Regions from separate parts of the Homo sapiens genome. Here region 2 is linked to region 1. A link is a loop called in an ENCODE intact Hi-C map of the cell type or tissue named here. Cell type or tissue: CD14-positive monocyte. All regions are shown on one strand. Each heading gives the region's core, and the rest is flanking DNA. Links, peaks and the distances in the headings are about the cores only.

Region 1 (16,260 bases), core at 4,240-12,239:
GAGATCTTTGCACGCACTCCCTATATACATGTTCAAGGGTTTGTCTAGGCTGTGTAGAAATGGAAATTGTAGGTTGTATGATATAATTTCAATTTTGCTAAATACTCACCCACGGCTCTTGGCTCATAATTCATCAAGGGTACGAAAGTTTCCATTTCCCTCATTCTCATCTACACTTGCGTTTTAATTCTTGCCAACCTGATGGATTGTTTTCATTTGCATCTCTGATTATTGGGGATAATGAGCATCTTTTCAACTCTTCCGTGTGGCTTCTTTAGTCATTAACTCTTTATGTTCCAGCCAGACTGTAAATTCCTAGAAGGAAGGTCTGAGTCTCAAATGTAAGGCCCTCACAGAGGACAGCCCGGTCCAGGCATAGACTCTCTGTTTCCTACCTCACCTCTGTGTTCCTCCTTGGAGCCCTACCTTCCAAGCTTAACAAGCTACCTGCAGCTTGCCAAATACATCATGCTGCAGTTTCATGCATACCATGCCCTCTGTCTGGAATGCTGTGCCTCTTCCAGTCCACCTGAACATCCTTATTCATGTTCCATGATTCATCTCAAGAGCCACCTCCTCTATGAAGCCTACCATATGACCGGCACCCTACCCCATCCCAGGCAGAGCTAACCACGTTCTCCTTTGTGCTTTTGCTGGCCCCACGTGAACGTCTCACCGCATGTGTAAGACTTCTGAGCATCTATGTACTGATGTATTTGTCTTCTCGCCAGACTCTGAACTCTTTGAGGACAGGCGCCATGTCTTATTTATTTTTGCACGTCCAGCTCATTGGTCAGGGCTGGGCAGGGGCATATCATGGGTAGATAAGTCTCTAAGGCAGCTTCTTCCACATCAATCTCCTGCAGACTGCAAAGCTCTGAGGTCTGGACTGTATTGCATATTGCATATGCATATTGCATATTGTATTGCATTCATATTGCTGTTTTCACCGTGCCTAATAGGGCTGAGTGTTTGTGGTGCTCCGTCAACAGGCACCACAAACACTCAGCCCTGTTAGGCACTGCACTGTCATACTACGTACACTGCAGTACGATTGCCTGGTAGAGTAGAAGTGACTTTGGATAGAAATTCCTGGGTTTGCACCCCCAGCTTCCTATGCATATAATCTTGTACAATTTCCTTGGCCTCTCCAAGCCTCAGTTTCCTCATCTTCATAAAGGGAGTGATAACAGCTCTGAGGACTGGTGTAAGGATGAAATACAGTTCCGTATATAAACCATGTGGCACATAATCATTTGCCACGTTATCATTTCTATGTCAGAACAGCACAGAGTCTGCTTTAGCCACAAGACTTTGGGTGGCTCATTTTTTCAGGTGTCACATGTGATGGGCACATAGTAGTTGATGAAGACAAAGTCTAGTGTTTCCAGTGCCCAGAACAGTGTCTTGCAGAAACTAGGTACCCAGTAAAGAAGTTGAACTGAACTCTGCACTTTGCACATAATTAGATATTTGATGAATATTAAATCAAGTCAGATTCACTTCCCTGTATTGCATTCTGATCCAACCCTACCTTTAAGTCATTCCTGGACGGGCGTGGTGGCTCACGCCTATAATCCCAGCACTTTGGGAGGCTGAGGCGGGTGGATCACTTGAGCTCAGGAGTTCAAGACCAGCCTGGCCAACATGGTGAAACCTCATCTCTACTAAAAATACAAAAATTAGCTGGTCATGGTGGTGCACTCCTGTAATCCCAGCTACTCGGGAGGCTGAGGCAGGAGAATAGCTTGAACCCAGAAGGCGGAGGTTACAGTGAGCCAAGATCACACCACTGCACTCCAGCCTGGACAACAGAGCCAGATTCCATCTCAAAAAAAAAAAAAAAAGAAAAGACAAAGAAAAAAAAGTAAGTAAGTCATTCCCTTTTGTGGGAGGAGGGGCAGTTGAGGGAGAAGTAGGAACATGTCTCCTCTTCTCCCAGTAGTGATTTTGATTCTTCCTCTCGCTTTTGATCTTTCAAAAGCAAGATGACCACCAGGACAAACTATTATTTTGAGGTCGCCAATGAACCATTCCTGCATACAGTAATACTCTTATGTAGTCCCCTCTCACAAAGTCTGGGCTTGGCCATATGTCTCTTTGGCCACAGGGACATTGACAAGCCAGTGCAAGGCTTGATAAACCATTGCACATTGAATCTTGTCCCCTGAGACGGCTCCTTCTTGAAACCTAGTCCCCATTCCAAAAGAAGCTCAAGTGAGCCACGAAGAGAGGTCCCATGAGAGAGAGTGATGATCAGCCAGCCCCCCACTGTGGTTCTCATCCCAGCTGAGGCACTAGGCATGGGAGAGGAGCAGGCGTCTTCACAGCAGATGCTATACAGAACAGAAATGAGCCGTACCTCCTGAGCCCTGCCTAAATTGCTCAATCATGAGCAAATTAAGGATCATGTCATTTTAAGCCCACAAGTTTTGGTGGTGTTTTGGAACACAGCAAATAATAAATAACCCATGGGTAGAGCACGGTCTGAGGGTGCAAGTCAGTGATCTCGGGGTGGAGTGTGCTGCGGGCTTAGAGACTCATCAGGTGAAAAGCTTCAGGATCAACTGGAAAACAGAACCGTCTGACCTAGAACCCATTATCTGGGGACTCTTCCCTGGGGCTCCAAGCCCCTATGGTCTGAGGATGCTTTTGGCTCCTTAAACAATGAGGAGACCTCAGGCTCACATTACAGGAAGTCCAGAGGCCGGCAGCTTCTGGCCAAGTTGATGGAGCAGCTCTGCGAGGCCATGGAGGACCCAGAATGTGCTGCATGGTCTGCAATTCCTCTGGTCATAGGTGTCTGGCAGGAGTGGTCTGGGCTGCATGGTTCCTCATTCATTACATCAGGAAAGATGGATGCTCTCTCAGCATTCCCAGCTGAGAAAAGAATTTCCCAGAAGGCTGCACGCATCCACACGTTTCCTTGCATCTTATTGGCCCAAATTGAGTCATATGTGCATGACTGAACCAATCACGTGCAAGAGGTGGGGTTGGGGTAGGGGTAAAGAATCACCATGAGACCAATCAAACCCGCCACTAGATTGGAGGAAATGTGTGTGGCCAACTCCTCTGAAGTCCGTGTCTCGTGGGGGAGGAATGGATGTCTGGGAATAATTGGCATCTTCTAGGAAGAGCATGTAGGGTAAGATCCAGCAGTGTCCACTATAGGACCCCCTCACATAGGGCATGTGGGAGAAGCCAGGCACCCTGGGCTTGAGACAGAGTCATGCCCAGCTCTCATGTCCTTTCCTGGGATAATGGATGAAGGTACGTGTGTGTGCATGTGTGTGCAGGAGGGAGGACTAGGGAATAGTTTGGGACCCCAGGGCTTCTATCTTCCCCCAGTTGGTCTCTCCAACACCACATATCGGCCTCTACTCCAGTGTGAAGAAAGGCACCAAGCACAGGAGGACTCGGACCTGAGCCTTTCCTTATTGTTAGCACTTTATTTGAGTAGAAGACACCTCTACTGTGTCAAAACTAGTACTTGGAGCTCTTGGATTTGCTGTTTTCTCCATATTTCTCTTCCAGTGCTTTCTGCAAGTTCAGGTTCATAGCATTTTTCTGGTGCCACCGCCCTACAGCGAGCAGGAGAAGAGCCAGCACAGATTAGATCATCTGGCAGTCTCTGGAGTTGCCCAGACCCCAGGGATGACTCGTACCTCTTCCAAGTCCACCCCGGCTCTGTCTCCTGCTCTGGTTTCTCTCTGACCCTTAGAGCCAACACACCCTGCTGGTGGAGGACAGTCCCTGCCTCCCATCACCCGCAGCTCCTCACTTACCCAGATCATCCGTCTTCCTGCCATGCCAGTGTTCTAAGTCCCTCACTGATTTCTCAATGACCTCTGGTGTGTAAGAAGCCTTCATGAGGCTCTTTGTCTCCTCAGCAGCCCCTGTAGAATACCATGAAGAAACCCCAAGTGCCCAATTCAGTGGCAGTCGGGTACTCCATGGCTTATATTGGGTGTCAGTTTCCTCTACGGATGGTAAATTGTGGAACGGAAGGAGAGTGGGAAGGGTTTCAAAGTAAAGTCGTTTGGGTTCAAACCCAGACTCCATTATTTATGGGTAGTATAGCCTCAGAGAAATTTTTAACCTCTCTGAGCTTCAGTGTCTTCAACTATACCAAGAAATGAGATTTTTTTGCATGGTTGGAAAGACAAAATTATTGGACATTCATCAAGACATCTAGCAAGTGGCAACTAATACCTGTAACTTAGGAAAACTTATCTCTGTTTTCAAAATTCAAACATGCACAAGCAGATACGTTGCAATGATCAAGAGTCAGCAGAAACACCAAAGGACAAAATCTCCCAAATTAGCAAAGATTTGAATGATCAGATACAGAATACAAAATAAGTATATTTAGGCCGGGGGCAGTGGCTCACGCCTGTAATCCCAGCACTTTGGGAGGCCAAGGCGGGTGGATCACGAGGTCAGGGGTTCGAGACCAGCCTGACCAACATGGTGAAACCCCGTCTCTACTAAAAATACAAAAATTAGCTGGGCGTGGTGGCGGGCTCCTGTAATCCCAGCTACTCAGGAGGCTGAGGTAGGAGAATTGCTTGAACCCGGGAGGCGGAGGTTGCAGTGAGCCGAGATCGTGCCACTGCAGTCCAGCCTGGGCAACAGAGAGAGACTCTGTCTCAAACAAACAAACAAACAAACAAAAAACCTATATTTAATGATTGAAACCATAAGAGAGAATAAAAATATAAGCAAAGAGTAAGAAACCATCCAGAAAGAGCAGATAGATTAGTAAGAGAAGCAAACGGAATTTCAGAAATGAAACACATAATAATTGAAAAAAAATTAAACTCCATGGCAATAAGATGCCTGGGACTTGCTTTGAAATAATCTTGGGTGGGAGTGGATGGGTGGGAGAAAAGATGAGACAAGATCGGCTATGTATTAATCATTGTTGAGGCTGAGTGGTATATGCAACATCTATTTATAAACTAAGTTCTCTTCTTTTCCATAAGCTTGAAAATTGCCATCATAAAAGTTTAAAAAGAAATTCAATTAACAGATAAAATAGCAGATCAAATAAAGCTGAGAGAAAATGGTAAACTGGAAGATATACCTAAAGAAATTAATATTAGGATGCAATACAAAGAAATAAAAAGATGTGGGCTGGGCGCGGTGGCTCACGCCTGTAATCCCAGCACTTTGGGAGGCCGAGAATATATATATAAATTCTATATATACATATATCTAAATCCTATATATAATACATATATAAATTCTATAAAATAATAACATGTAAGCTGAGGTGGAGGTCGGGAGAGTAATTAAAGTTAATTAAAGTTTTTTTTTTCTTTTTTTTTTTTTTGAGACGGAGTCTCGCTCTGTCTCCAGGCTGGAGTGCTGTGGCTCAATCTTGGCTCACTGCAACCTCCATCTCCCAGGTTCAATCTACTCTCCTGCCTCAGCCTCCTGAGTAGCTGGGATTACAGGCATGCGCCACCACACCCAGCTAATTTTTGTATTTTTAGTAGAGACGGGGTTTCACCATGTTAGCCAGGATGGTCTGGATCTCTTGACCTTGTGATCCGCCCATCTCGGCCTCCCAAAGTGCTGGGGTTACAGGTGTGAGCCACGGCGCCCAGCCAAAGTTAAAGCCTTCTAAGGCCCTTAGTGTTCAGGAAAACACAAATGCCTAGATTAACTTTATAATTTGTTAATTACGCATATAAAAATGTCAAAGGTAACCACTCAAAGAATAAGAGGAGTAGAAAAGAACAAATATCAGATTGAGAAAAATAAGAAAGCTGATGTAAATCCAAAAAGAGAGAGAAAAAGAAGCCACAAAGAAAAAGCAGCACACCATCCTGGCTAACACGGTGAAACCCCGTCTCTACTAAAAATACAAAAAAAAAAATTAGCCGGGCGTTGTGGCAGGCGCCTGTAGTCTCAGCTACTTGGGAGGCTGAGGCAGGAGAATGGCGTGAACCCAGGAGGCGGAGCTTGCAGTGAGCTGAGAGCGCGCCACTGCACTCCAGCCTGGGCAACAGAGTGAGACTCCATCTCAAAAAAAAAGAAAAGAAAAGAAAAGAAAAAGCAGCACAAATAGAAAACGAAAAATAAGATCATGGAAATAAACCCAAATAGTCTATATCAGTAACGAGAATCAATATGAACGAATTAAACCCATTCGTTAAAAACCAGATGATGACACTACAGAAAATGTTTTCCAGGTATGTATCATTGAAGGCATATTTAAAAGGACACAAAGAGAGGATAAACATGGAAGAACAGAAAAAGATATACCCAGGCAAACACTAACCAAAAGCAGTCTGGTCTAACTATATCAGGTGAAATAGACTGTAGGGCAACGGCACGATGAAAAACAAAAACAATTGCAATTCATTAAGGTAATGTAATGATTCTGAACTTGCTACATTGAAATAATCTCAAAATAGATAAGGCAAAATTGACAGAACCACAGGACAAATGGACAAAGCTGCTATTATAGAGGGAGATTTAAAGACACATATTTTAGTAACTAATAGATCAAGCAAAGCATATTAATAAGGATTAGAAGATTTGTGCAGAAATTATTAACAAGCCTGTTCTATAGACAAATGCAGAATCCCTTACCCAAGAGATTGTTATTATTATTATTATTATCATTATTTTGAGAGGGAGTCTTGCTCTGTCACCAGGCTGGAGTGCAGTGGCGCGATCTCCGCTCACTATAACCTCCGCCTACCTCCGCCTCCCGGGTTCAAGCGATTCTTCTGCCTCAGCCTCCTGAGAAGCCATTACAGGCGTGCGCCATCACGCCTAGCTAATTTTTGTATTTTTAGTAGAGACATGCGCCATCATGCCAGCTAATTTTTGTATTTTTAGTAGATATAGGGTTTCACCATATTGGCCAGGATGATCTCGATCTCTTGACCTTGTGATCTGCCTGGCTCCGCCTCCTGAGATTTTTTTTTTTTTTTTTTTGAGATGGAGTCTTGCTCTGTCACCAGGCTGGTGTGCAGTGGCGCAATCTCGGCTCACTGCAAGCTCCGCTTCCCGGGTTCACGCCATTCTCCTGCCTCAGCCTCCCGAGTAGCTGGGACTACAGGCGCCCGCCACCGCGCCCGGCTAATTTTTTGTATTTTTAGTAGAGACGGGGTTTCACCTTGTTAGCCAGGATGGTCTCGATCTCCTGACCTCATGATCCACCCGCCTCGGCCTCCCAAAGTGCTGGGATTACAGGCGTGAGCCACTGCGCCCGGCCTGGAGAGATTATTCTTAAGCACACACAGATCATCTACAAAAATCACCATCTACTGGGCTCTAAAGCAAATCTGAACAATTTCAAAGGATTGAAATCATTACAGGGCTGTGTTCTCCAATGACAGTCACATCAAGCTGGGAGATGGAATCCACCCCAAAGACAAGAGAGCAAACCAAGAAAGAGGAAGACACCAAATAGAGGAAATCAGAATTCCAACAATGGAAAGAAGTGAAAAAAAGAAAATCCTTGGTAAGCTGGTTCAGGGATCCCTGGATACCTGGACACAGAGGGAAAAGGACAGGACGTAAGCTACCATTCTGCCTGCTCTGTGACTCAAAGACACAATGTCCAGGTGAGCCCAGCCAAGGTTTTGATTTGTATGTGGCTTGTCCTTACCATGGGCTGACCCTCTACTCTCCCCTCCCAGCCCTGCTGCATGGAGCAGATGAGGACCTTCATGTTAGCCCACAGGGGTGTTCTGCTCTGACCTCCTTCTGAAGCTGGAGCCACGGTGAGTTGGGAGGCAGAAAATACACAAAGGGCCACTCACCGTGGCCATATTCCTGCAGGCCATCCCACATGGTTCCCCCGCAGCCCTGTCTGTGGGAAGCCTATACACCCAGGACTCACGGCCATGCCAATACTCTCCCCACATGAAGTTCACCAAACTCTCAGGACACCCAAAGCCAGACTAAGACCCAGAGCCAGCTCCATTTTCCCCCATGCTGTTTCCATGGTAGTGAATAAATTTCATGAGATCTGATGGCTTTATAAGGGGAAACTTCTTTCACTTGGTTCCCATTCTCTCTTGTCGGCCACCGTGTAAGACGTGCCTTTCACCTTCCACCATGATGTGAGGCCTCCCCAGCTACATGGAACTGTGAGTCTATTAAACCTCTTTTTCTTTATAAATTACCCAGTCTCAGGTATGTTTTTATCAGCAGTATGAAAACAGACTATATTATATTTAATGATGTAATGTTAGAATCAAGAAGGAGATAAGGATGCCTGTTTTTCCTGCTTATAGACACCATTGTCCTAGAGAGGTCAGCCAGATGCTGATATAAAGGTAAGAAAAGCCTAGTGTTTAGGAATTTAAACTCTAGCCTCTGACTGGCAGGGTTTAAATCCCAATTCTGACCGTCCCTATCTGTGTGGCCTTAATTAAGTTATTTAACTTTTCCATGACTCAATTATTTTTTATCTGGAAAAAAAAATGGGAATTGTAGCATTTACCACATGGGATTCATGTGCAGAATAAAATATATATATAAAGTACTCAGAGCAGTACCTGGCATATGTTAAATACTATGCATAAATGTAGCCATTATTACTATTCAAAAGCACTCCTAAAGAATCAATAACTAATTACTGGAATTAATTGGTGAGCTGCATAAAGCTTCTGGATACGAGATTAATATACAAAAACAAAAATTGCATTTGTGTATACGGTATCAGCAGCAAAGTTAGAAAATATAATTTTAAAAAGATATCATTTTCAACAGCAGCAAAAAAAGAGATTCTCCTGAGTAAGTCTAACAAAAAAACCTGCATGATGTTTATAGAAAAAAAAAAATCACAAAATGTTACTGAGAGATATCGAAGGAAGACTTAAATTAATGGAGGTATATACCATATTCATATATTAGAAAATTCATTATAAAGCTGACAACAGCCCTTAAATTGAGCTGTAGATTCAATGTATTTCCAATCAAAATCCCAACAGGGTTTTTCATGGAAATTTCTGTTTATTAATAACATTTGTATGGGAGAGTAAAGGGCCTAGAAACCCAAGACATTAACTGGTGATGGTGGTGGAGGGGTGGTAGTGGGAGTATTGCCTGACCAGATATCAGGCTACTTATAATACTTTGGTGATTAAAAATGTAATATTAGACCAATGGACAGAATAGAGCCTGAAACTGATCTATGCATGTGTCAAAACCTGATGGATAACAGAAGTACCACTGCAGGTCACCGGGAGGAAAGATGAGCCTATTCAATAAAAGGTACTGAGGCAGTCAGTAACCCACATAAAGAAGGAATTGAAAATGAATCCCTACTGGGGAAAGATTTCTGGTGTTGTTGTTCCATTATTTTGAGGGCTGGGCACACAGATGCCCAAGGAATGCCTGAGCTCGTCATCTCACTCTTTATACAGCTGGGCAAGCTGCCTAAAGTTTCCTCAAGCCTCAGTTTTACTACTTTCTTAAATGGCTAAAACTCACAAAAGCCATCTACAGTTTTTGAAAATGAATCCCTACTTCATACTAAAAACAAAAATCAACCCCAGGTGGATTAAAGAGTTAAATGTGAAAAGCAAAACTAAAAATTTTAGAAGACTGTGTAAAAGATGATCTACGATTTAGCATAGGATAGGAGTCCCTCAACCTGCTCCCCCTGGCAGCTTCTCTAATTCAGTAAATAGCCATCTCATCCTTCCAGTTGTTCAGGTCAAAACGTTGAAGTCAACGTTAATTCCTCTCTCACCCCAAAATCTATTCATTAGCATATTCTTTTCTCTCTGCCTTATACAAATATCCAGAATCCTACTACATCAGGCCACCTTCACCATTACCTCCCTGAGCTGCTATATTGCACAATGGTGCCTTCCAAAATAGCGCAGGTGCACTAGCCCAGCTTCCAACACCAAGCCACCATCATCTGTCCCATCTGGAGTTTTGCAGCTGCCTCCTACCAGTTTCCCTGTTTCTGCCCCATCTCCCTATGTCCATTCTCCCCATAGCAACTGGAGTGAGCCCTTAACCTGAGCCAAACAGGGCCATTCTCCTGCTTAAAATCCCGGCTTGGTTTCTCATCTCACTCCGAGTAAAGACCTTCCAGCAGGCTTCACGACCCAGCCTGTTTCCTCTGATGTCTTCTGCCTCACTCCTGTGCAGCCATACCAGCCTCACCAACCTCAAACAGCAAGTATAAAGGCTAACCCTGGGTGGGTGGAAACAGAGAGGGACAGATGGATGGGCACACTGACAGCACTGTGTGGCAGGGTGAAGCCCTGATTCATAGTGTTTGCCAATTTCCAGAGTGTAAATACTACTAGCATGGCCAATTTTAAGACAGCATTTATGTGCCAGTCAGTTCAGAGAGACAATTGCCTCTTGTGAGCTGGTGCAATTTGCTATGAGCTCCAGCACACCCTTGGCACAGTTCTACTTCCCAGGTGGGATGATGGGACATGGACATTTTTAAAAATAGATTATTTTACATTTATGTAGACATTATCATACAAAGTTGTATGGAATAGCTATTTGGTGACCGATAGTTGTTAAAGAGAGAACTGGAAGGCAGGATCTGGAAGGCCCGGAACAGAGAACAAGCAGAACTGTATTCTCGCTTTCCTCCCTGACACCATCCCTTCTCCAAGCTCAGAGAAAACTCCAGAAAGGCTTCCAGTGGGCACCTGGTTCCTCAGGTGACAGGGATCCGAGCCAGGTGGAAGAGGTTTGTCAGGCCCTGGGAGCACTGGAGAGGGCCTGGAGTGAGGAGAGAGGAAGGAGCCATACCAGAAACAGCCTCATTTTGCAATGAGGCCAAACCAGAATGTGGGGCAGAGAGAAGCCCCTGCGTGCTGTGACAGGCATCTGAGCCATCCAGAAGACCCTGGGAACAGGATCATAGCTAGGGAGGTGACTTAGTGGTCAAGAAAAGACTATGAGGCTTTGAAGGCAGAAGGAACACCTGACTTTGAGTCCTAGGCACAATGCAGACTACTGAGAGTTCTAAGGCAAATGATCTGAAATCTGCCCGTGAAATGGAGCTAATAGCACTCTCCCCACCCCAACCAAACAGGACTACACTGATCCAATGGAAACCCTGTGTAAATGTCAGAGCCTCCAACCCACCCTTCCTTTCTTCCCAGGTGGCGCCACCTCCAGGCTCTGGAGAAGAAAAATGATAGCCTGACAGCTACTGAGTGCTCACGACTTGCCTCGGCCAAGCACCTTCATGTGGCACTTCATAAAGTCCTGCCAATGACCCAGCAAGGGCCATACTCTCATTATCATCCCCACTGTACCGAGAAGGCAGCGGAGGCTTGCAGAGGTTGAGGATCCCACCTAAGGTCATACCCAGCTAGTGAGTGGCTGAGCTGAGCTTTGAACCAAAGAAACTTGATATTGTCACTGTGACCAAAGGTGCCTGGGATGGGGCTAGGGGTGTGGGGAGCAGCAGTCCCAGTTCTACTGGGTCCTGGGCCTCCTACTGGCAGATTAAGAACAAGAGGTGGGGAGGGCGCAGTGACTCATGCCTGTAATCCCAGCACTTTGAGAGGCCAAGGTGGGTGAATCACTTGAGCCCAGGAGTTTGAGACCAGCCTGGGCAATATGGTGAAACCTTGCCTCTAGCAAAAATACAAAAAAAAAAAAACAGAAAAGAAAAAAATTAGCCAGGTATGGTGGCGCGCATCTGTGGTCCCAGCTACTTATGGGGGCAGGGGGGTAGCTGAGGTGGGAGGGTTGCTTTCTTGAGCCTGTGAGGTGGTGATTTCAGTGAGCCAAGATTGTGCCACTGCACCCCAGCCTGGGCAACAGAGTGAGACTTCAAAAAACAAAAGAAGGGAAGGAAAGGGAAGGGGAGGGGAGGGGAGGGGAGGGGAGGGGAGAGAAGGGGAGGGGAGGGGGGAGGGGAGGGGAGGGGGGGATGGGAGGGGAGGGACCAGAGGTGCCTGACTGCCAACTGGGATGAATCATCCACACATCAAGGACAGGGGACTGGATGTTCCCAGCACTCGCAAGCTGACATAGAGGACACATGGGCATGAAATAAGTGTCCTTGAAGATGTGCCCTGGGGTCCTAGACCCCATATGGAGTGGAAACCCCAAAGGCCTTCCCTGCCCAATGCCTGGGAGACCATGGGTGTTCACGGCCCCACCCTTGCCCTTTGACTTGACCTCGAAACAAGTTTGACCGCATGTTGTAGCCGAGGTCATAGTAGTCTGAGAAGACGGAGGAGATTTCCACAGGATTCTGGGTCCTGCTGGGCCATGAGCTTGCCCTTTTCTGGCCCTCGAAGACTTCATCAATAGCCTTTTGAGCCTGAGCAGGGAGGCAGGGATGACAGACAGGGGATGGAAAAGCAGTTTCAAGCCCCATATCTCCCTCCAACTCCTCCTCCCTTGACCCTGCCCTCCCCACCCCGATCCCACCTGTAGCCTGCAGCCCTCAACCTATTCACAGGGCTGGGGAGCTGGGGTATACAAAGGCCCCAGCCCCAACTCCTCTCATCATCTGCACTGCTGTGGGTGGGGGGCATCAAGTTAATGATCATAAAACCTCTTCCAAGCATTGAGCATCTGCTACCTGCAACATTGGGACGGGGGGTCTCTATAGGGTGCCACTCTTCCCACCATTTTATAAATGAGGAAAGCGGGCCTCAGGAGACCAAAGATCACCCAGTTCACATGGCTGGCAGGGCACAGAGCCCTGGCTTGCCTCCTACAACTGAGGCACCACACAGGGCAGCTCTGGGTGGGTGCTTAACTTTCAATGAGGCCAACTCCCTCTTCATACCAATAGGGAAACTGACACACAGAGAAGCTGAGCCCAGGTCCAGGGGCAGGACACCTAGGTTTGAGTTCCAGTTCTGCAATATATCAGCTGTTGACTTCAGCAAGCCTCTTCTCCACTCTAGGCCTCAGTTTCCCTACATGTAAAATGTGAAGGCAGGGTGGAACTGGATGGTCTTTGAAGTGGCTTCCAGCTCTGACACTTGCTGGCTCAATGACACTTGTGACATAAGTTACAGATGGGCAGAAAACACGGATTTCTTGATTCCAGCCAGGGACAACGGTGGCTGAAGAGAGAAAGGACTTCTCCCAAGGCTGGGCAGGGTGGTGAGAGGTGGTGACCACAGAGTCAACCTCAAATTGGGACAAGTTCCTCCAAGTGGGGCAGAACATGTCAAGACTGTGACCTTCCAGACTTGCTGGTGGTGGGGTCACTGCACTTTAAGATGACAGAGTGGAAGGGGAGCCTAGGAGAAGCCTGACCCCCAGCTTTTGTGACCCAAGCAGATCGTAGCCCCTCCTTGGGACTTGGTTATACTATCTGTTATAAAGGAAGCAATAACTCCTGCCTGACCTTCCACACAATGCAGTTGCTATGAGGGTTGAGATGGTGGCTTTAAAAATATGTCTCAGAATGCCAGGACAGAAAGAACATAGCATTTGACCAGAAACGGTAGATGAATTTTATCTCGTGTCAGTTGATTTGTAATGACTGCCTGGAATGCTATATCGGGTGGAAAAGAGTGCTGGCATTGACTAGTGATGTCTGCCATGAATGCAGGCTGGGAGGGTTGTGATACGCTCACCATGTATTTGTCAGCCTGATCTAGTGCAACTGCCTCGCTTTACAGATGTGGAGACTGAAGCCCAGAGAGGGTAAGTAACTTATCCAAAGTCATCCAGCATTTAGGATCAGGTCCAGGATTCAAACGCACGTCTTCTGATTCCCAATAAATGCTATCCATCCACTAAATGCTGTCTTCTTTGGGAGACTTGATCACATGGAAAACATCCAATTCACACAAAAGGCTTTTAACTGCAAAGTCATTAAGGATCAGAGTTCCAGAATCTGCCGACCCAGTTTGCACCCTCGTCTCGCACAGTTAGGTGAATTTGGTTGACTGACTTAACTCCTCTAAGCCTCGGTCTCCTTATCTATAAAATGAGGACAATAATAGTACCTTCCTCATGGGTTGCTGGGAAGATGTAACAACTTGTTATATGTGAAGTTTAAACAGTGCACAGTGTTTGGCACACAGCAGATGCTCAGGAGATACTGCTTTCTAGTGGTATTATTATAGGGACTCTGTACTCAAGAGTGAGTTTATCTTATGTCCTCATTATAAGACTCTGCATCACCCTCCTGGCCCCTGCTATGACACCTGCTCCTCGGAGACCAGCTGGTCCACCACATTGCTCCCAAACTTGTGGCGAATGTTGTTAGGAATGATGCTGCCCTTCTGGTTCGTGGGCGTGCTCCTCTGGTCCTGAGCCCCCAAGCTGGGACCGTCATCCGTCCCCTGGCATGGCTGAGCCCCCTCTCCCGAGGTGGCCCTGTTCTCTCTCGAGGAGGATCGAGAGCCCGCATTCTTCAGGGACCTGGACTGTGGGTCCATGCCCAGAGAATCCCTGCTGGCAGCAGTCGGGGGTGGAGGGGGAATCTCCTTCAAGTGGCACTGCCCTAGGGAGCTGCCTTGAGCGCTGGCTCCCAGGGGCAGGGGCTGTGGGGATGACAGACCCTGGTTCTTGAACTTGGAGGTGTCCAAGGAACTGTAGGCCGCTTTCCAGGGGTCCAAGTCCTGTTGGCCCTCCTTGTCATTCAGATGGGCCCTGGTGAAAGTGGTTGTACCTGAGCAGGACAAAGAGAAACAGAGGGGGAGGGAGAGAGACACGCAGACAAGGGCAGAAAGTAGAGGGTGGGGAGGGGGCAGAGATGGGGGTGAGGAGGGGAAACGGACAGACAAAGAGCCCCAGAGCTCCACAGCCAGAGAAGGGGAGAGGGACGGAGAGGAAGCGCAGGAACCAGAGGCATGGGTGGGAAATTAGGAGACACAATGGGAGAAGAGAGGCCAGCCTGCGTGCCTCCCACGGGCAGGGTTAGTCCACATTGCCTGGGGCAACAAGGGCTGCCGCCTAAGCCTGTCCCGCCTTGAGGCCTAGCTGTGTGACCGCAAGCAAGGGACTTGGCCTGTCTGTGCTTTCATGTCCCTGGCTCCATTTGGATAGTTCCCTTCCCCACTTTTCCATCTTGAAACCTCCCCCTCACTCTCCGCAGTGAGAATCTGGCAGCAGCGGCACTGGCAGAGGCGTTCCTGGGGCTAAGCCACATGCCTGGGAAGTACTGGAGTTGGATGGGACTTCCAGACTTTGCTTCCAATGCAAGACTGCTCCCCAATACCTACCTCCTCCCTTCGCCAGGGCTGAGAAGTGGCACCATCCCAGCCACCTCCCAGGCTCTCTCCTCCCCGCCTCTCCCTGTCTCCCACGTCCCTGCCCACAGCCTCCGCTTCTCTAGGTCTCTTGCTCTCAGCCTTCAGTGTCTCCTCACAGCCTGGCCTCATCCTCCACCCCAGATTACAGCTGTAAATATGTTTGGTGGTCTTCCCTCCAAAACTTCAAGTCCTCTTAAAAGATACATAAGGGCTGGGCATCTTGGCCGTCAGGCCTCTGAGCCCAAGCTAAACCATCATATCCCCTGGATGATAAACCTCCGCAGAGTTTATCTAAATGTGGCCATGTATGAGGATTCCCTAGGCTCTCATTAAAAATACAGATGCCTGGGACCCTCTCAGAGCTGCTGCATCAGAAAGGCCCTGAATCTGAGTGTTTAACAAGCCCCTGGGCATTCAGGTCATTGGAGGAAGATTTTAGCAGGATCGCTGCCCCAACTCACTGGACTCTCTTCTCCCCATCCCACCTGCCAGCCCCAGCCAACCTGCACTCACCCCTGGGGACCATTCTCAGAGCGGGCCTGACTCAGTCACGCCTGCATCAAAATCTTTCCTCTTGTCCTCAGGGCAGAGTGCCTGCTCTCGGGACTCCACAAAAGTGCCAGCCGTCTCTCCCTCCCAAGCCTTTGCCTGAGCTATTTCTCCTGCCTGGAACACTCCCCTCCACTCCTTGGGCTACACTACCCCTGCTCTTGGCTCACGTGTAACCCCATATATACCTCCCATCCATTGAGGCCAGGCCCCTCACCATGTTCCCCCACAGCCCTGCCCTTCTGGTACACACAAGACTCAGAGCACCTGAGTCACCCCCTCAGGATGGAGACCATATCGGGGTGATAATCCCTGCACATGGCAGGATGGGAGGGCTCAGTAATTCCGTTCCCTCCTTTTTCCTTCTGTCTTCCAACAGAATGCCCCCCTAGGAAGCCTGGGCCGATGGTGGGTCTGGAGGCCAACACAAGACGGAGCGGGAGGAGAAAGGGCCGGTGCCCTGCTGCCCCAGGGAGTCCCTCCAGAAGCCTGGATGTGCATTCAGCACATCCCTGGTCTG
Region 2 (16,260 bases), core at 4,859-12,858, 440 kb before region 1:
CTGGGATTACAGGCACCCGCCACCACACCCGGGTAATTTCTGAGTAGAGACTGGGTTTCACCATGTTGGCCAGGCTGGTCTTGAACTCCTGAGCTCAAGTGATCCACCCGCCTTGGCCTCCCAAAGTGCTGGGATTACAGGTGTGAGCCACTGTGCCCAGTCAAGTAACTCAGAGTCTAATGGGGAAAGTAGATGTGGCTAATCCAGGGGCTGCAATACCTATAAAGTCCTTAATCAAATATATTTTGCGTCTATGTTTAAAAAGCAGATTTCACCTAAAAATCTAGTTTTTTGGCTTCTCTTAAGATCTGGCAACACCGGGCTGGCCTTCCTGCGATACGAGAAGAAGCTGGAGCTGAATAGGAGTTGCCCCCTTGGCCAGGGGCTCTCTACTTTGCCTCAGTCCCCACTACTCCCTATTGCACCAGATTCAAACTTCTTCATAGTCATGCATGTTTGCCGCTGGGGCCTGTGGGAGTTTGCTGATAAGTTGCAGTGCAATGCTGTGGGTGCTGTGAGAGCACGATGAGCAATAATAACTCAGCCTTGGGCAGTCAGGAAAAGCTTCCCAAGGGAGGCGAAGTCACAGCTGCTTCTCTATAAAACCTGCAGATGCTGCTGAACACCCTCATCTTTATGGCTCAAGGACATGAATAAAGGACGCAAAGTCAGAGCTCACGAGGAATCTCTGGCATAAAGCGACTGAGGCCCAGTGACTTATCTCGGGTCACACAGCCTGCTGATGGCAGAAGTGGGGCTAGAACTAGGATTACCAACCAGAAACCTTTTTGGACTACTTTCCCTAGAACCAGAGCTGTCAACCAGAAACAGTTCTGGGCCACTCTACCTCCCCTGTCTCTGGATTCCTCGGGAGTTAGGAGGATTTGTACTCTGGAATCTTAGACTTGAGTCCTGTCTCTGCCATTTACTTGCAGTATGACCTCAGATGAGTCACTTCCTTTCCTTGAACCTCAGTTTCCTCATCTGTAAGGTAGAGCTAAGGATTCTGACCTCAAAGGAGTGTTCTGAGGGCCAAACGTTGGGAAAGTGGACAGGAGGCAATCTCAGACATCTCATTAGCTCAAGAGGACTCTAGATACCTGAGGGTCATTATGACTGTTGACAAGTAGCCACCTTCTCCCAAGAGATTTTGTTACCATCTGTTTAACAGTGACCTTGAAGGGGATCCATCCCCCACTTTGCCCTTGCCAGTCCCTTAAAGGAGCACGCATGGCCTTTGGTCAGGCTTGGACCCTGGAAGGGAATGCTTTGGGATTCTCTGACTTTGGGTGTGAACTGGGCCCTGGATGCAGAGCCCAAGGGTTCCCCTCTCCTGGGAGGCTCCAAGGTCACAGCGAGTACTAGGGTAGAGTTGGGAAGGAAGCAGAATTTCCTGGGCAAAAGAAATGTCAATAATTCTTTTGTTTTCTTCAAGGCATCTACCTGCCTATCTGGGGCTCCCCTTAAATCCCATGTCTGTGGCTGGAACTATTGAGACTCTCCTACTTTGAGGAGGTCCCACTGTCCTGAGTTCAAATCCTGACTTTTCTCCTTATTAGTTGAGTGTGACTTTGGTTGGACAAGATTTCAAATTCCTCTAAACTCCAATGTCCTCATCTACAAAATGGGCCTCTTAAGAGTACACATTTGGTAAGGTTTAGTGGGAATTAAGTGAGATTATGTGTGAAAGGGTTTAGCACAGTGTAGAGCTCAGTCAATGCCCGTTATTACTGTGATTGGAAATTAGAATGATTGCCACCCATCGTGTTTGTATAACACTTGACCATTTCTGAACTTATGCTTCTCTTACGCCATTTGATCTTCGCAATGACTCTTTGAGGTGGCCGGTGCAGGGATCATGACCTCATTGCACAGATGAGACAACTGGAGCTCAGAGAAGGCAACCGTCTACTCAAGGTCACACAGCTTGAGTATGGCAGAGTGGCAGAGCCAAGTTCACTTCTTGTTCTTTTTTTTTAAGATGGAGTCCGGCTCTGTTGCCCAGGCTAGAGTGTAGTGGCATGGTCTTGGCTCACTGCAACCTCCGCCTCCCGGGTTCAAGCGATTTCCTGCTAATTTTTGTATTTTTAGTAGAGAAGGGGTTTCACCATGTTGGCTAGGCTGGTCTTGAACCCCTCACCTCAAGTGATCCACCCGCCTCGGCCTCTCAAAGTGCTAGGATTACAGGCGTGAGCCACCACACCTGATCTCAAGTCTTCTGAGATGAAGATTAAACAGCACCTTCCACAGGGTCAGACCGGACGAGACAAGACCAGGCTTTGACCACGTGGTTGGGTTGTTCCCTGGGTGCTTCATATCTCCCAAAAACTCCTTGATAGAAATAATCCACAATGCTGTTTCAAACCCTTTTTGCCTCTGTTTATGCTCTGAGCCTGTACCACCTCTAGGGGCGAAGAAACTTCTCCTTTCTCCGTGGCGTCAAACGGACTTTTCCTTGTATTTGTCCTAAAGGGACCTCAGCAGCCCCTCCCCGTTGGGTCCGTCAAAGCACTCTGCCAGAAGGTCTGTGTGTTCTTCAGTGTGGGCACATGATGGCGCTGCTCCACAACGCATGAAAAATCAGGCCCAACCCACCCCTCACCCCCCGCCCCCCGGACTGCATTTCAACGCATCAAAGATCAATTAAACACCTACTATGTGCAAGTGACTGTGATTGCTCCGGGGAGGGCTTCAGTTATTCAATACTGTTATGTTTAGCTATATTAATAATAGCCGTAATAACATCGGTACAGGGCTTCATAGTTTATCGAGCAATTTACGTGGATTATCTGGTTCTATCTGCCAAGCAGTCCTGATGCGTTAGATCGGGTGGGTCTTTCTGTCCCACTTGAGGAGGAAACTGAGGCACGGAGGGTGACAGAACTTATGTAAAGGCACGGGGGAGAGAGGCACATGGTAGGCATTTGATGAATTATAGGTGGTGGATGGAATGAGGCAGACCCAGGCATCTATCTCCTCCAGGTTGTTATTCATCAGTGAGGGCCGGGATTGTATCTTATTTGTCTTTCCATCCCCACTCCTAGCACGGCTTCTGATTGAGGGCTTCCACAGACCTCTGTGGCAGGGAGAGGAGAGGCAGGGGGATTCCCTGTAGGCTGCAATGCCGAACAGCTCCTGGAAGGCTCTCTGAGGGTGTGCAGGCTGAGAGAGGTGGCTTCTGGGCTGGAGACTGCAAAGAGAGGAGGTCACTGCCTTCACCGTGTAGCATTTGCAGGACATGAATGACTCACCGTAATTCAGCTCCTGAAGGCACCAAGTAGCTGAGTGGTCAGGATGATTCATTCATTCATTCAACAAACGTTTTCTGAGTGCCTGTTACATGCTAAGCATTAAGAATGCAGGTATGCAAACACAGCCTCTGTCCCCCTGGAGCTTCCAGAGCAGTGGAGGAGATGGAGGGCAAAGAGCTAGCAATGCGGTTTGGTTTGAGTTGCCCAGAAGTCTGTACTGAGTGCCACGGGGTAACCAAGTCTAGTGGCACAGTGTGAAGGCTACAAGAGGGGGAGATGTTTTGCAGGATTTGAAGGATGAAATGAATTTGCAGATAACCAGACAAAGAAAGGTGCATGAGGACTGGGGGAAGGAAAGCATCAGGGGCAGTGGGGTATGTACGGGCAGGAGCTGTCAAAGGGCGTCAGTCATGTGTTTGAGGATGGGTAACAGATGCAGTAGGAAAGACAGTGGTACCAGCAGGGAGGGCCTTGAAAGCTATTCTGAGGACTGTGAATTGCATCTTGTATTTGTCAGGGAATCACCATGCTGGGAGCTCTGCTAGGAGCTCAGAGTTCCATGGAGAAGGTGGGCAAAGAGAGGCCCATCACTCATGTTTACTGAGCCTTGACTATTTCGTGGTGCTAAGCACTTCTTGGGCCTTGGTTTATTGTCTGTCTTATAAGGCAGGTACTGTGATCATCCCCATTTTATACACGAGTAAACTGAGACTTGGGATACTGACATAAGTTTTTCCCAAGGTCATAAAACTGGTACTAGTGGAGTCAGGACTTGTCTTTTTTGTTTTTTAATGGTCACCTTTACTAAAGCTGAAGTGTATGGGTTTTTCACGGATGGGGTACAAAATTCAAAAGGCTCAAAAAGTCCCAAGTGAGGTTGCTCTTCTTTTTTTTTTTTTTTGGGATGGATTCTCGCTCTGTTGCCCAGGCTGGAGTGTAGTGGGATGATCTTGGCTCACTGCAACCTCTGCCTCCTGGGTTCAAGCGATTCTCCTGTCTCAGCCTCCTGAGTAGCTGGGACTACAGGCACATGCCACCACGTCTGGCTAATTTTTTTGTATTTTTTAGCAGAGACAGGGTTTCACCATGTTGGTCAGGCTGGTCTTGAACTCCTGACCTCGTGATCTGCCCACCTTGGCCTCCCTCCCTCCCCAGAGGTGACTACTCTTACACTTTCTTGTGTTTTTTATTTTCTAGAGACTTTGCCTGTTTGTTTTGTGAGAGGTGTTTTATATAGACATAAGCACAAAAAGCAAGACAAGACAAGTGCCTGTTAACTACAAACATGGGCTTTGGGAAGAGCCAGTGTGGGTTTAGATCTTGACTTTTTCTGAGAGCCTGACAAGTGTCACCATTAAATGCTGGTTTGGACAAAGGGTGGGCGGGCTTGGAGGGTGGGATGAGGATGGCAGGGGGTAGGGACGTGGACATCAAGAGGTCTGTGTGCACAAGTGTGACTGTGTGGGCCTGGACTGGGGGTGAGGTGATCAGATGGGGACAGGAAATGGGGACTGCAGAGGCCTGGTGAGAGACAGAGCAGGGACGAGGCAGGGGAGAGCGGCTGCTGCGGGGCTGTCATAGCCGGCAGGCGTTTGGCAGGGCAGAAGGCACAGTAAGAGGAAGAGAGGCAGCCTGCGGGCTTGGCTTGGGACAGCCTCTCTAAGGCTCGTGCTGACTCTCGAGCAGTTCCAGCTCAGCAGGCCATGCACACGAACCAGGAAGCTGGGTGGACTGGGCTGGGAAGGAGGCCATGGGCTCAGGAGCCCGGGAGATCTGGTCCCAGTGCCCAGTGGGGATTCTGGGCAAGCCAATTCCTCTCCAGGCATCTGTGCGGGTCAGCGCCACACGGAAGCCCCTCGTCCCTGTTGATCTTCACTGTAGAGGGAGAGGCAGGGAAAGGCTTGGGAGATGCCGGGCTGGGATGGGCTAGGGGCTTGGAATGCCTGCCCAGAGGTTTTCAGGGCGGCATCTCAGCAAGTGTCCACAGTGTGCAGAGCTCTCCCAGGCAGGATGGGCACCTATACATGCATGCATATGTGTACTTTACATGTTATATGTAATACAATGTAATACATGTTATTTTGCTCGGTTCCCACTTCCCCTTTTAGAAGCCAGTTGATATATAATGAGTTGGTGTCCTCCCATTCTTTTTGATGCATTGAGGATCCTAAGTCTGTGCCCCAGTCCCCATAGTCTGTTCACTTCCTGGCTTCCTGGAAGAACAAAATGTCCCCGCCTCCTCTCGTTCTTTCCCTGCCCCACTCCTAGAATCAGCTGTTTTTCTAAGGAGCCCAGGTTTTCTTCCCTGAGAAATGCTATTTGGGTGGGGGAGAGGGAGGGAAGCAACAAGCTGTGGGGGAAGAGCCTCGATCTGGGCAACCCCTTTGCTCTTGTGACCTCGAGCAAGTCCCTCGGGGCATTAGGGGACCAGTTATGTCCTTTCTAGACTCACCTGAGGCCAAGAAGATGTGGGAAACATCCATCCTGTGTGCCTGCGGTCTGGAAAGGCACAGCCCCAGCTCTGCCCCTGTGTGGCTGTGTGATTCTGGGTTTCTTAACCTCTCTGAGCCTCAGAGTCCCCATCTGTGAGATAGGAATAACATGAGGCTTTTTTTTTTTTTTTTTTTTTTTTTTAAGACAGGGTCTTACTCTCTTGCCCAGGCTGAAGTGCAATGACATGATCATAGCTCATTGCAACCTTGAACTCCTGGGTTCAAGTGATCCTCCCGACTCAGCCTCTCAAAGTGCTAGGATTACAGGCATGAGCCACTGCATCTGGCACGTGGACATTTCTGACTTATCTCAACTAGGGAAGGTACTCAATAAATGCTAATTCCCTTCTTCCTCCCCTTAATTATTTGACTTCAGTACCCCAGGAAATGAGGACTGGGATATTGGATGGTTTGGGAGAGGAGGAAAGAGGTGTCCAGGGAAAAGGAAGAAATTGGGAAATAGAAGACCACGGACAAATAAAAGAGGAGGGGTTAATTCAGAATAGGGAAGACGGGCCAGGCGCAGGGGCTCACACCTGTAATCCCAGCACTTTGGGAAGCCGAGACAGGCGGATCACGAGGTCAGGAGTTCGAGACCAGCCTTGCCAATATGGTGAAACCCCGTCTCTACTAAAAATACAAAAATTACCTGGGCGTGGTGGCACTCAACTGTAGTCCCAGCTGCTCAGGAGGCTGAGGCAGAAGAATCGCTTGAACCTGGGAGGCGGAGGTTGCAGTGAGCTGAGATCGTGTCACTGCACTCCAGCCTGGGCAACAGAGCAAGACTCCATCTCAAAAATAAAAAAAAAGAAAAGAAAAGAATAGAGAAGATGATTTTAATCATCAGAGCTTTCCAATAAAGGCAGGCTCTGGCTGCTTGGGGGAGGTTGAGAGCCTCCTGTCATTAGAGGTATGCAAGTAGAGGCTGAGGGATTGTGAGCCACACAGATGTGTTTGTGAGGACTCGCAATGGCCAGGAGGTAGATTCCTTCACTCAGCAAACTTTGGGAGAGGGCTGTCCTTGCCTGGTCCTGTAATGGGGCAGGGAAGCCAAGGTGAATAGGACACCATCCCTGGCCCCAGGGAGCGCCCAGCCCAGGAAATAAGCAAATCGCTGAGATCCTTTTACTCTGCAGTTCTGTGCTTTGAAGCATCCAAGCCTTGGAGGGAGTTGGCTGGGGATTTTCAGTGTGCGCCTTTTGGTATTGATCCACTGAAGTTGGAGCTGGCTGGGGAATGGCAGGAGGACGCCGCAGTGTTATTAGTGCGGAGGACACGCTGTAATCTGTCAGTGTCACCCCGGTTGCAGCTGGCCAGGAACCATCCTGCTGTTAACGCCTCCCTTCCCAGCAGCCATGGAGCACACAACTTGTACAGCACCTGCCAGTGCCTCCACCTCTCCTTGTAGGAGGGAGAGTGTGGATATTTATTCTTTTTCTGCATCTCCCTAGCATGAGTCCTCGTCTCCAATCACACTAATTTATTCAGTGTTTTCCAACACACCTTGGGCATTCCTACCTCTGTACCTTCAGTTACCAGAATTCCCTACCAGCGGTGGTCACTCCTGTCCATTCATCCATCCACCTGTCCATCCATCCAATCATCCATCCATCCACCCACCTATCCATTCAATCATCCATCCATTCATCCGTCATCCATCCATCCCCCCATTCATCCATTCAATCATCCATCCATCCATTCATCCATCCACCCACCCACCTTCCATCCATTCAACTTTGCAATCCGCTTCAGTTCAATTCAATTCAATTCACCTTTATTCAACTCATAAGGTTACTGGGCTTTGCCATGTACCACACACATGTGATAAGTGAGGCATGCCTCTGCCCTCAAGGAGCCCATGGGAAGAATCCTCCCCATTCTCCATGGCCAGCTTTGCATCTCACCTCTGTTAATCCTTTGCCATGCCCTTCAGCAGAAGCAACGGACTCTGAAGGGCTGTCCTGTGAGGAGAGTTCAGTTCTGGCTTTCATGAATTGCAGAGGACAGAGCTCAGACAAGGAGAGAGGCAAAGGGTGGGGAGGAGGTGAGAGTGAGATGAGCTAGTGGGACGGGGATTTTGGCTTTGTGGAGGGAGCTGCTTCCAGTTAGCTGTGAGTACTCAGCAGTGTATTGGGGGATGAAGGGAAAGAGAAGGGGGCAAGGAAACCACTATTGGAGAAGTGGGTTAGTGTGGCGGTGAGGAGGTGAGCTCTGCAGCCAATGGACTACCTGGCTTATTGTCTCAGCTCCACCATATTCCTGCTGTGTGAACCTGGGCACATATCTTAACATCTCTGAGCCTCCATGTCCTCATTTGTAAAATGAGGATAATAAGACCTATCTCACAATGTTGCCTTTAGCATTAACACATGCAGTGCTTAAATTAATGCGTGGCACAAAGGGAGAGCTTAATAGATTCCAGCTTTGGTTGTGACTACTCCTATTACGTACCAGCTACTATGCCAGGAGCTTTCATTCCAGTGTGTCCTCTGAGCTAACCCTATGCGGGGATTATTGAACCCATTTTGCAGATGAGGAAATGAAGACCGACGGAAGCTATCTCTTGAGCTCGTCATGCAGCTGGCGAAGGGTGGAGCAGGGCTTCAAATGCAGACCTTTCCAACTCCATTGTCCCTGCTCTCCTGCGTGCCCTTTCCTGCCTTTTCTCAAGGGGTGAGTGCTCTGAGATGCAAAGATTGGAAGACTTCCATCCCAGCTTCTGCCTAGGGCACTCTTTTGGCCTTCTCTAGTTGTAGCCCTGAATTGTTAATTACTGTTTCATGTATGTTTTCTCTGCTCCCCAGAGACCATGAGATCAAGAAAAAAGATTTTCTTCTCCACGGCAACTGAAGTGTTGACTTTGACAGTGAAAGCTACAGAGTGTATGATGTTTCCCTTTTTGCCTTGCTTGCCAGGAAGCTTGTGCTTTTTGTCAAACTGCTTACTTCCCCTTTCCATGGTTTTGGTCTTCTACCTTTGACAGACTTTTATTCATAAGTCTTACTGTAAGCTGTTCTACTCATAGAATAAGCTGAATAAATAGAAATTGAATTGAATGGAAAAGGATGGGTTACAAATTACAAGTAAATAATTCATTTTATATTTAATTTAATTTATTTATTTACTTTTGAGATGGAATACTGCTGTCACCCAGGCTGGAGTGCAATGTCGTGATCTCACTGCAACCTGCGCCTCCTGAGTTTAAGTGATTCTCCCGCCTCAGCCTCCCAAGTAGCTGGGATTACAGGTGCCCATGCCTGGCTAATTTTTGTATTTTTAGTAGAGATGGGGTTTCACCATGTTGGCCAGGCTGGTCTCGAACTCCTGACCTCAGGTGATCCATCCGCCTTGGCCTCCCGAGTGCTGGGATTACAGATGTGAGCCACTGTGCCCGGCCTGCAAGTAAATAATTCAAATAAAATCACGAGCTTCAGGAAAGAAAAATGCCTTTCTTATATCGGGCCATTGCCACAGTGTTTAGCCCTGAGCCCTGGTTCTGGCTGGGTGAAGTTTGCATGGAAAGCCCAGTGGTGATTTTCCCTGTTGTGTCTGGATCAGTGGCTCTCCTTGCACCTAGAATATAACTCAAAGGCCTTCCCTTTGGATTAGAGCAGCAGTCCCCGACCTTTTTGGCACCAGGGATCAGTTTCATGGAAGACAATTTTTCCACATACTGGGTGGGAAACTGTTTCTCCTCACATCATCAGGCATTAGTTAGAGTCTCATAAGGAACAGGCAACCTAGATCTCTCTCATGCACAGTTCACAGTAGGACTCATCCTCCTGTGAGTATCTAATGCTGCCGCTGATGTGACAGGAGGTGGAGCTCAGGTGGTAATTCTCCATCACCCGCTGCTCACCTCCTGCTGTGTGGCCCTGGTCCAAGGCCCAGGGATTGGGGACCCCGGGATTAGAGGACTGACCCCTGCCCACCTCTTCCACCTTATCCTGTGTAACTTGTCCCCTTGCTCACCCAGGATAACTACTGGAGTCATCTTTGAGATGTTCTCACAAGCCAGGTTCTTTCCCTGCTTCAGAAAAGAGGCTTTGTGGCTGGGCGTGGTGGCTCACACCTGTAATCCCAGCACTTTGGGAGGCCGAGGCAGGCGAACCACCTGAGGTCAGGAGTTCGAGACCAGCCTGACCAACATAGAGAAACCCGGTCTTTACTAAAAATACAAAATTAGCTGGGAGTAGTGGCACAAGCCTGTAATACCAGCTACTCGGGGAGGCTGAGGCAGGAGAATCACTTGAACCCGGGAGGCAGAGGTGGTGGTGAGCTGAGATCATGCCATTGCTCTCCAGCCTGGGCAACAAGAGCAAAAACTACGTCTCAAAAAAAAAAAAAAAAAAGAAAAAGAGGCTTTGCATGTGCCGTTCCCTCTGCCTGGAGCCCTCTGCTCTCTCCCATCCCCTGCTTCTGCCTGGCTCATCATTCCTACGCTTCAAATTTCTGCTGAAAGTCAGCATCTTAGGGAGGCCTCCCCTGACTGCTCTGTTTAAAGGGGTTGTGGTAGCTGGTCTGCAAAGACAACTCCCAGTGCTTCCTGGCCTCTCCTGTGTATGCTGCTGTTCCCATCAAGAAACAGACTCTATTTCTCCTCCTCCTGGAAGTGGGCCGGGCGTTGGGCCTGGCTTTGGCCAATGGAATGTGGCAGAGGTAATTTACTGAGGCTTCCGAGGTGAGGCCTTCAGATGACTGGCAGCTTCTCCTTCCTGCCACCTGGAACCCAGCTGGTATGCTGTGGGAAGCCCATATCACATAGAGAGACACAGCGGGAGAAATGGGGTGTTCAGCTCAACAGCCCAGTTGAACCCCCAGCCAACAGTCAGCATGGATTCCAGCCATGTGCGTGAGCCAGCCTGGGTGCTGCAGCCCAGGTGAGCCCCTGAATGACTGCAGGCCCAGCTAACATCATACGGAACAGAAGAACCACCCAACTGAGCCCACAGAACTGTGGGAGATAATAAAATGGTATTGCTGTTTTAAGCCACTGAATTTCCAGTCATCTAAAGAGAGGTTAATCCCTGATAAATTTCTCTCTTTCTCTCTCTCTCTCTTTTTTTTTTTTTTTAGAGAGACAAGTTCTCACTACGTTGCCCAGACTGGAGTGCAGTGACTGTTCACAAGTGCAATCATAGTGCACTGCAGCCTCGAACTCCTAGTCTCAAGCATCCCTCCTGCCTCAGCCTCCTGGGTAGCTGATATTCTAAAAATCATTGCCCCAATGCACTTACTTCATAGCATTCACAATAATCTATAATTATATAATTATTTGATTCTTAACTTGCTAATTTTCCCTTTTTTCTTTTTCTTTTTCTTTTCTTTTCTTTTTTTTTTTTTTTGAGACAGTCTCGCTCTGTTGCCCAGGCTGGAGTGCAGTGGCATGGTCTTGGCTCACTGCAATCTCCACCTCTTGCATTCAAGCAATTTTCCTGCCTCAGCCTCCCGAGTAGCTGGGATTACAGGCATGCGCCATCATGCCCGGCTAATTTTTTGTATTTTTAGTAGAGATGGGGTTTCACCACGTTGGCCAGGCTGGTTTCAAACTCCTGACTTCATGATACATCTGCCTCAGCCTCCCAAAGTACTGGAATTACAGGCGTGAGCCACCGCACCTGGCCAATTTTCCCTTTCTTCCTATAGCACATGAGTTACAGAAGGCTGGGACCATGTTTGTCTTGATTGCAGCTATCCCCAGCATTAAGCACAGTGAATGGCATGTGGTGGGAGCTGAAAGAATGAAAGAATGAATGAATGAATGAATGAATGAATGCAAGGCATCGGAGTGGTCTTGAAGTGTTCCTAAGAGCCAGTGTAAGTCTCTGTGGCTGCAGCCCAGGCTGATATAGCACCAGAAAGGAGATGGGTATGGCCTAAGTCTCAGTTCTCTGGGGCTTTCACGACTCAGAACTGTACAACACTCCCTGACACCACCTCTATAACCCAGATCTCCACACCCCTGCCAGGAAGAATCACCCTTTTCCTTCTCCTTGCCCTTCTGTATCCTGCACAGCTCTCCATTAGGGGACCCGACAGGTCTCCGCGCATGCTCGTGTGTATAGATGATGGAAGCAGGACAGAATAATGGGTATGAATGAGGGCTCTGGATCCAGAGACCCCCACCTTTGAACCCCAGTCCACCACATTCTAAGGATATCTTGGTGCCATGGCTACAGATATTGAGTGTTCACTCACATAGGAAGTGCTGTGTAAGTGTGAGCTTACATTACAATTGCCATGTGCCAGGCACTACTCTCACGTCTTGAATTCATTTACTTCATACAACCTTATAAGGTGGTTGCTATTATCATTCCCCTCTTACAGATGAGGCAACTGACGTGTGGATAATTTGCCCAAAGTTGCGGATCTGAACCCTGCCAATGTGGCTACAGAGCCCACCTTCTTCTTTTTTTTTTTTGAGACGGGGTCTCTCTCTGTTGCCCAGGTTGGAGCGCAGTGATGCAATCATGGCTCACTGCAGCCTTGAACTCCTGGGCTCAAGTGACTCTTCCATCTCATCCTCCCAAGTAGCTAGGACTGAAGGCGTGCACCACCATGCCCAGCTAATTTTTGTATTTTTTGTAGAGACAGGGTTTCACCATGTTGCCCAGCCTGGTCTCAAACTCCTGAGCTGGCGTGATCCACCCAGCTTGGCCTCCTAAAGTTCTGGGACTACAGCCGTGAGCCACCGTGCCTGGTCCAGAGCCCACCTTCTTAACCCTCATACTGCCTCTCTCGTTCTCAAGGTAGAACCCTCGTTCTGCCTCCCTGAGCCTCAGTTTTCATACCTATAAATGGGATAATAATGCCTGTTTAATAGGGCTATGATACCATGATCTGGCAGTGCCTGACACATTGTAGAATCTCAATAAATCCCAATTTGCTGTGGCAAGATAGATGAACAGACTTCCAAACCAAGGAGGGCTTTGAAGCTTTACTGTGAGGGTGCTAGAGAACCACTGAAAGTTTTCGAGTAAGACAATGACATAGTGAAGCTGTGGCTTAGCTCCAGTCCTACCTTTTCCCGCCTCTGTCCCCCCAACAATTAGCTCTATGCTGCCTGAGGTTGGTATCTGAGTTTCACATCCCTGTCTTACCTCCCCGTGAGGTGCTGAGATTTGAACTGTTTCAGGATCGTGATAGTTCATCCCGGGCCTGGAATGAATGGGGTGGGAGGGATGTTCTTGATCTTGTGGGACTCATCTCAAAGGGCTGCCTCAGAGATCCCATCTGGGGCCCCATTTCTGTCTCCACCTCCAGCCCTACTGACTGACAGAGGTGCCTGGGTTTCATATGACTGACTTCGTATTCCCCTTGGAATCCCTTCTGCAGCATAGTGGATGAGGTGAGACAGAGGCTGGTAACTCGGTGGAAGAGAGAGGAGGGAGAAAAAACAAGGGAGCCAGAACAGGAGAGAGTGGGAGACAGGGGGACAGAGAGAGAGAGTGGTGGAGAGAGGGCGAGCCAGAGTGAGGGAAAGATGGGCTCACTGCTTCAGGGCGGGGTGCACCTGGTGACAGAAATGGGCCACCTGACCTTGTGCTGTGTTCCCTTGTTCTGACAGATATGGTGAGGCCATCTGACCTTGTGCTGTGTTCCCTTGTTCTGATGGATGTTGTGAGTCTGTGTGGGTGCACAAGCATGCACATGTGGTCTGTGTGTCCACATAGATGCGAGCGTCTGTGACATAGCATGCACCCTGTCTGCTGGCCTGTGCATGGAAGTGCACAGATGGGTCTCCAAGGACCTAGGGACTAAGCATGTGGAGAACCATGTGCAGTGCCTATGTACGTCCTCAGCCCCAGCGTCACCTCCTCCATGTGCCTCACCCCCTATTCGTTCACCCTCCTCCCCCTGTGGTGGCATTATCACCTTTCTTGGTCAGTCTCTGCTTACCTGTCCCTGTCTCTGCCTCTATTGAGAGCTTCCTGCAGGAAAGTCCACATCCTTGTCATCCCTGTACTCTTGGCAGCAAGATCAAGGCTTGCTGGGGCAGGTGATCAATAAAGGCTGATGACTGATTGAGTATATTTGTGTGAATGGATCTACTTCCAGAAGCGTGTGTGGGTGTGTATGTGTGTGTGTGCACGCACATGTGCACACATGGAAACATGTATGTGGCCATACACAAATGCACATGCACTGTGGGGTGTGGATGTGTCTCTGAGATGTCCATGAATGAGCCTCTGGGCACACACCATGCCCACAGATTGATGCAGTGATATGCTGGCAAATGTTTAACAACCGGCTCTTCATTGAAAAAAAGAATGCTGTTGGGCCGGGCGAAGTGGCTCACCCTGTAATCCCAGCACTTTGGGAGTCTAAGGTGGGCGGATCATGAGGTCAAGAGATCGAGACCATCCTGGCCAACATGGTGAAACCCCATCTCTACTAAAAATACAAAAATTAGCTGGGTGTGGTGGCGCACACCTGTGGTCCCAGCTACTTGGGAGGCTGAGGCGGGAGAATCACTTGAACCTGGGAGGCGGAGGTAGCAGTGAGCCAAGATCTCATCACTGCACTCCAGCTTGGTGACAGAGTGAGACTCTGTCTCAAAAAAAAAAAAAAAAGAAAAGAAAAGAAAAGGAAAAATAAGCCCTGATTAGCAGCATTTGCCCATTGCTGTAGTGTAAATGTTCCCACCATGGCCGACTTCAAGTTGCTGCTGTGGCGTCATGGAATATGGAGTTAGCTGGGAAGAGATGCACATAACTGGCTCACATGAGCCCACAGGAGTTGGCTTCAGTACACGGAAGTATTCATGTCTGTGACTGCCCAGCCCATGATGGGCAGGGGAGGCAGTGCAAAGTTCCCCTGGTGATGGTAATGCTTCTTTCCAGAGCTGTGCCCTGGGGGAGCAGGCAGTTGCTGGCTGCCAGCCAGCTTTCACCAAGCGGCCTTAGAAGTCAGTCTAAACCAATACTCCTTGTTAGGCAGGTCTAGGCGCTCACCAACACAGCAGCACCTTCCCTCACTCCCTGCAGAGGCTTTGAAGTTTTTGGATTTGGTGAAGTCAGCATGACTGCAAGGAGGAATTGCTAAGCCTGAAGCATGAATGGAAGAGGGGGAAGGAGGAACGCTTCAAACCTCCATCTGAGGCAGGTGGCCAGGGATGCTGGAAGGTCTGGAGGCCCTGGGCCTTGTGCCTGCTTGAAGCCGATTCACTGTGTAAGCCTGGACACATCGCTTGCCCTTGCTGGCCTCCACCTGTGACTTCCGTGAAGGGAGAGGTCTTCTGAGCTCCGTGGCCTCTACCTGACCCTCTGGGAGTTGGTCCTTAAACTGCGCTCTGAGTGTTAAAATCTACATTCAAAAGGCAGAGAGAGGCTGTGTTGGCCTTAAACAAGAGCAAGAGGGGACCCTGCCCTGGCCCTCCTCAGACCAGGCCCTTTCCCACATGGTGAGGAATTCACAGGCCAAGGCGATGTGCTCACCCCAAGCCCTACCCTTTGCTAGACACTCGTCTGATGCCTGCTGCTGTAGAATTTCTGCTCCAAGAGTCCTGCCGTGCTGGCTTCCAGGGCTGGCTGCCATCTGTCCTCCTGAGGACCCATGTCCTCCTGCCTTAAGCAGTGGTTTTGGGAAAGCTGGGTGTGCAGGCTGGGATGTGTGCCCACTTTGTGGGAGATGCCCTGAACGTGCTGAGTGGAGCTGGAAGTGGGAAAGGAGGAGGGGTGGGTCATGGGCAGGGAGCTGTGGTCTTGGGTTCCAGGGTGGGCTTGCCCCATGCTGCTACTTTGAGGAGCAGAATGCAGAGGAGGTTGAGAATTCTAAATTCAAACCTAACATTTTAGTTTGTCACAAGGACATATTTGCCAGGACAGAGGATAGACCATATTTTTAAATTTTATTTTATATTTTATTTTAATTTTTTTTGAGATAGAGTCTCGCTCTGTCACCCAGGCTGGAGTGCAGTGGCGCGATCTCGGCTCACTGTAACCTCTGCCTCCCGGGTTCAAGCAATTCTCTGCCTCAGTCTACCGAGTAGCTGGGATTGCAGGCGCCCACCACCACGCTCGGCTAATTTTTGTGTTTTTAGTAGAGACGGGATTTCATCATCTCGGCCAGGCCGGTCTTGAACTCCTGACCTCATGATCCACCTTCCTCGGCCTCCCAAAGTGCTGGGATTACAGGGGTGAGCCACCTCGCCTGGCTGATAGACCATTTTTTAAGGTCGTTAGTTCGATGTGCAGCTGTTAAATCTTCAGACTTAAGTTATGGAGAGTGAGCCTCCCTTTCTACTCTTGCCCTGGACCCCACAAGTGTTAGGGGTGAGCCTGGAGAGAGAGATAATTGAGATTGGTGGGGGCTTGGTGGTGTGGCCCCAGCAGACTGAGGCTGAGTTGAACAGGGAGTTTTGAACATTGGACCCTTCTAGAGTAGACTTTTCCGGGCCACGTCATACAGGGCTTACCTTCTCTTAGGTCTGTGCGGTGTGTAGGTGTCATCTGCTTGCCATCTCCTTTCTCTGGAGCCCCAGGAGAGCTGTACAGTGAGTATGCTTCCCCAACACA

Evidence for each region. A loop is a pair of places that touch in the nucleus more often than their neighbours do. Peaks named below come from ENCODE experiments on the same cell type or tissue, not always from the same donor. Only the 100,000 strongest peaks of a DNase experiment are listed, where the experiment ranks them.
Region 2: it touches region 1 in a loop (3-fold over the local background); 3 of 110 quality-filtered maps call a loop at or near these places.

Annotation. Positions count from the first base shown.
Region 1 is chr22:36,987,696-37,003,955 of GRCh38, forward strand. It overlaps CIMIP4 (ciliary microtubule inner protein 4), which reads right to left. Exons shown (of 6, transcript NM_001163857.2): 3 at 14,142-14,608; 4 at 12,145-12,289; 5 at 3,786-3,896; 6 at 3,430-3,581. The coding sequence ends at 3,484. Among named protein-coding and RNA genes, the nearest start is that of CIMIP4, 12 kb to the right of the region's middle. In CD14-positive monocyte, for the core only: no CTCF peak of the experiment used is centred there; no DNase peak of the experiment used is centred there.
Region 2 is chr22:36,543,892-36,560,151 of GRCh38, forward strand. No RefSeq gene overlaps it. Among named protein-coding and RNA genes, the nearest start is that of EIF3D, 23 kb to the left of the region's middle. RefSeq lists a silencer at 511-805. In CD14-positive monocyte, for the core only: no CTCF peak of the experiment used is centred there; a DNase peak (open chromatin) is centred at 8,660; H3K27ac peaks cover 459 bases; H3K27me3 peaks cover 384 bases.